2 separate regions of the Homo sapiens genome follow, and region 2 is linked to region 1. A link is an interaction called in ENCODE POLR2A ChIA-PET data of the cell type or tissue named here. Cell type or tissue: A673. All regions are shown on one strand. Region 1 overlaps EPM2AIP1 (EPM2A interacting protein 1). Region 2 overlaps TRANK1 (tetratricopeptide repeat and ankyrin repeat containing 1).

Region 1 (2,500 bases):
ATAGTGACCAGAAGGGCTGAGTCAGTCTTCTACTTTGTTAAATTTACTTACTTTTAAATCCCAGAAGAGCCAAAAATCATCTGTAAAGGAAAGTAGCAAGTAAATAGCATGCCATTTTCTCCTAGTGTTGATGCCTACAAAAGGAAAAATGATTATTAACTCTTAGGCGGCATTATCTTTTTCCAATACTAAATGTAACATTTAGTAAAAACATATTGTTTTAGTTCACTAAGTAGTTGTCTAATCTTTTCCCTCTATATGTAGGTTCCTTTGGAAATTTAAAAAAAAAAAAAAAATATATATATATATATGACACTGTTTACAAAGGGTAAAAAAAAATAAGATTCTATACATGGATATGCAAACTTAATATTACATAGTGGATTTGGTGTGTATATTTGGTTTTGAATCCTGAGTTTACTACTTACTGTGTTTACCAGGGAAAACCGCAATTTGTTATCCTTCTCTCCTTTCATACAACAGAGAAAACCACAATTTGTTTAACAGTCACATAATACATATTTAAGTCACATGCTAAGCACTACACTAAATTCTGAGAATACAACGAGGTCCCTAGTTACAAAGAACTTGTCTTCATTTTTCAATTAGTAATATGTGGATAAAAGTTACCCAATGGACAGTCTAAGGCAGAATGACTGTGAAGGTCAAATAAGACTGTGAAAGAGCTTCAAAAATTGTAAAACACTACACAAATATTCGTTTGTCCAAACATTTATTGAAATGCCAGGCATTGTGCTAAGCACTAGAGATATAACAGTGAACAAGGCTTATATGGTCCCTGCCCTTACAAAGCTTACAGTCTAGCAGTGATCAATAAGCAGTAACAATAAAGTGTGCCAAGTGTATGTCTGGGAAAGAACAGGGTGTATAGGGAATGGATAGTAAGGGCACCTAATCTAGAGGGCATCAATGAAGGTTTCCTAGATGAAGTGGCATACTGAGACCTTAAAGATGAAGATAAATTTGTATTGTACCCTAAGAGCAATGGTGAAAGCAATGCAGTGACATGATCAGTAAGTCTTTTGGAGCAATTTGGTTGTAGTGTAGAAAGGAATAAAAATAAAAAACAGGGAGACTAATAAGGAGGCTGTTGCTATAATTTAGGTAGGTTGATGGCCTGAATTAAAATGGCAGCATTGGAGAATTGGTAAAAAGGACAAATGAATGGTTGGTAGTGGTAATGCCATTTAGTCAAAGAGGAAACATGAGAGGAGGAGCAGGATTGGGGGCAAGATCAATGACATGTAGTGCCTGAGACAGCAAAGAGCATTTGTTAGCAATTAGATACATCAATTAGGGAAGATCTAGAAAGGAGATATGAATCTGACAGTCATTTGCATATAAATGGTAAGGAAACCATGGAAGGAAATGAGATCAGCTAGCGAGCTGACACAGAACAAGGCAGTCTAAAACAAATTTTTTTAAAAATACGAAGAACAGATATTGAAGGGAAGAGGTGCCTGCAAAGACTAAGAAAGCACACCTGGAGATGGTATCTCCTCAAAGCTAAAGTCATCAAGTGTTCAAGTGTTTCAAGGAGGGTAAGACTATTAACAAGGACTTAGCATAGTAGAGCAATTTGAGTGGCAATACGGGACACTGGGAATACAAATCTGTCAAGAAAACTAGTAGGAATGAGCTATAGGACAGTAACTGGTAAGGACCTAATAATTTTTTTTTTAATGTACGTATTTTAACTATATTCACTGCTACAACAGGACCAGTAACAACTATATTTATTTAAAAAAAAAAAGACTGCCATGCAGTTACAGAATTACTTAATACAGAAAACAGTAAAATACACTTTTTTCTTTTTCTTTTTTTTTTTTTTTTTTTACAAACAAGACTAGCTTATAGCAAATTCTCTATAGCTAAGGGTCAATTTAAAATCCTTGGCTTATATCTCCCCCTCACTCAATGACTACATGATGCAAACTAATTTTATTAACACCTTAAGCAAAACATACTGGAATTTCACAAAATGTACAAGATTTCAATATTTAAGGAACTGGGGTTAGAAAGCAGAAGTGGCTTTCAGGTCTTCCAGTCTTTCTCTCAAGTAATAAAGCTCTGCTGTGAATATTCAAAGCTATTGGGAAATTACCGGTAGATTTTTCTGTTTTTTTTTTTCGGTTTTCCACTATGTTGTTTCTCTAGATATGTAAGCTTACTCTATTAACCAAAATCTCAGCTTGACCATTCTTGATAAGTACCTAATCGACATGTAACTTTTTTTCTGCCTTAAATATGTATAACAGGACAGAGCCCTTAAATCTGATTCAATTATTAATTCCTGATTTACAAGTGCTATGGTGAGCTAACAGAACTTATCAATGCCTTTATTGCACTTTACTAGCCAAATTTAGAAGGTTGGAATTAGTCTCTCCTATCTAGTATTCTGTCAGTTTGCCCAGCTTGTACTTTTAATTTTGCTTCTAATGGTAATCTGCCCTATCCCTTGAAATAAAATAATCTACAT
Region 2 (2,500 bases), 150 kb before region 1:
AGAAAGCTAGGCAAAGGATATAAGCTGGCAGTTTACAGTGGGGTAAACTTGAATGACTAACAAATAAATAAAAATGCTCAACTTTACTGACAATCAGAAGAATACAAATTAAAGCCACAGTGAAATACATCCACCAGGTTTGAAAAATTAGAAAATCACAATCTGCTGACTGTGGTCAAGAATGTGGGGAATGCAGAACCCTCATGCACAAAGTGGAATGGCTATCCCAGAAAGCGAAGGGACTGTACTTAGTGAAGTGAAGCATGTGCATACCCTAGGCCAGCAAGCCTGCTCCTGGCAATACATCTTGAAGAAGTATCTCACAGAACCCTAAAAAGACATACTGTGCCAAGGTGCTATGTGTGGGAGCCAGGAGCCAGTGGCAACCTGGAAGTGCCTCACAGGGAAATGAATTCATCAATGCAGTCAATGCCCACTCAGGAATACATGGCTGTCAGAAGCATGGCCAGACCTAACACTATATAGCAAGGGACGGAAAAGGTAAAACACAGAGAAAGATGTCTTCTAGATAAGCCTAAAGTATATATATATGTATAGAAGACACCACTATTCATTTTTCAATAATGCATGCATTTGAGCACATATAAAAATGTATTAGAATGACTACCAATGAGAAAAGAATGAGAATGGAAACTGGTTGTGAAGAAGAGGATAAACAAAATAACATGCAATGATTGGGCCCCATACCCACCAATGGTGGGCTTGCCATGAACAGAAGAGTCTACGAGACTCTTCTTCCTATCACAGCTCCCATCCAGTTCACCAGCTAATCCTGTCTGCTCGGTTTCCCTAACATTTCCCAGATATGCCACCATCCCACCACTTCCACCACCACCATGGTAGTCCAGGCCCTATCATTTCAGCCTAAGCTGATGCTAGACTCTAACTGGCCTTTCTGCTTCAGCTCTTGCTGCCCTATAGACCTCTTCACAGAGCATCCAGATAATTAGCTTCATGTCAGTCTTCCCATCAAAGTCTTCCACTGGCTTCCCATCATGCTTGAACAAAGCCCAGTCCTTGCCACAGTCACCAAGGCCCTACTGATCTGGCCCTGCCACTTTCTCTTACTCATTTACCATTTCTTGTGGTCATCTCACCCAAACTGACTAGCAAGGTTCAAATCAACCAACTTGGCAGCAGCCTTCTTCTGGATCCTCAGGATCCATCACCTGCCTTTTCCCAGTTCCCAAATGCATTCTATCCACGGAAAGAAATGTTTATGCAGGTGCCACAAGAGTGAAAGCTTTCCTTTCAGGGATTCCTGTGCCTTGCCTGCTTCTTGCCTCTAGAGAGCAGCGTTGTATCCCTGTTCCATTCCCTTCTCCCACATCTTAAGAAGTCACATCCCATAATAAACATGGAACAGGGTAGGCAGCATCTGGAGGGCCTTATCCTCTTCTTCGCATTGACTTGGGGCCACACTTCAAACTTCCCAGTAGGTCCCACTCCTACCCCTCTCAATGCCCAGGGTGCTCTGAGGATCCCATGAGTCACCATATTTCACATACAGACAAGAAAACCCCCTTTCCTACTGAAGGATATTGACACCTGATAGGGGAAAATGCAATGGCCCACAGCTCCTTAAGCACAGTTTCTCCAACTACCTGTGGTAAGGGACCAAATCATTTTAAATTTCCGATCCATCACAGTTGATATGTTAAAAAATGAATTGATGGGAAGATTATCACCACTTGGATGTCAAAGCAATGCCAAATGGCAATAAAAAAATTCTGCTTACTTTTATCTTCTGTGTTAATCTTGCTGCAGACAAATAATAGTTTGTAGCCTGCTGACCACTCTGTGAGTAGCTGTGTTCCAGACTAGCAGCTCTGTCCAACAGAGCTTTCTGCAATGATGGAAATGTTCTGTTAACAATGAGCACTTGCCATTGTGGCTAGTAAGACTGAGGATGTGAATTTTTAATATTATTATATTTTAATTAATTTAAATTGTAAATTAAATAGCTACATGTGACTGCTGAATTGGATAGTGCAGATCTAGAGTGATTACTAGGAACACAGCCGAGGAACCTCCATCTAAATGCCAGGCCACTCAGCCAAGGTGACTGAAGACTAGGAACACAGAGAAAGAAAAGGGGTATTCTAAAACCCTTCTGCCCTTTGGCTTGAGCATTTGGCTTCCCTGTGGTTAATATTAGGCCCTGAATATTAACACAGACATTAACACACAAACACACACACACACACGCACATGCATACTGTCTTCAGAGCCTCCTCAAAGTTTGCCCAAGTAGTGAAAGTAGGCTTCCCTTAGAGTCGCAGGGCCAGTGTCTCCCTCCTTGGAAGACTGCAGCCTCTTCCTGCTATGAGTAGAGGTCGAGCCTACCCCTCAATCTGCTCAAGTGAAGCCCAGTTTTCCCTGGAGCAGCAGCGGACTAGGAGCCATACCTTTCCCAGCCTCTCGCACAGCTGGGCAGAGAGCTGGAACTCCTTGGCATAGCTCAGACACTTAAGGGACA

What was found. ChIA-PET counts read pairs that join two places held together with the same protein. Peaks named below come from ENCODE experiments on the same cell type or tissue, not always from the same donor. Only the 100,000 strongest peaks of a DNase experiment are listed, where the experiment ranks them.
Region 2: POLR2A ChIA-PET joins it to region 1 with 10 read pairs; 3 of 35 experiments call an interaction of 5 or more read pairs at or near these places.

The regions. Positions count from the first base shown.
Region 1 is chr3:36,987,150-36,989,649 of GRCh38, forward strand. It overlaps EPM2AIP1 (EPM2A interacting protein 1), which reads right to left. Exons shown (of 1, transcript NM_014805.4): 1 at 1-2,500. Among named protein-coding and RNA genes, the nearest start is that of EPM2AIP1, 4.7 kb to the right of the region's middle. In A673, no CTCF peak of the experiment used is centred here; a DNase peak (open chromatin) is centred at 1,322; H3K4me3 peaks cover 1,461 bases; H3K27ac peaks cover 1,187 bases.
Region 2 is chr3:36,835,943-36,838,442 of GRCh38, forward strand. It overlaps TRANK1 (tetratricopeptide repeat and ankyrin repeat containing 1), which reads right to left. Exons shown (of 24, transcript NM_001329998.2): 20 at 2,430-2,500. Among named protein-coding and RNA genes, the nearest start is that of LINC02033, 15 kb to the left of the region's middle. In A673, a CTCF peak has its summit at 1,318 (motif pointing right); no DNase peak of the experiment used is centred here.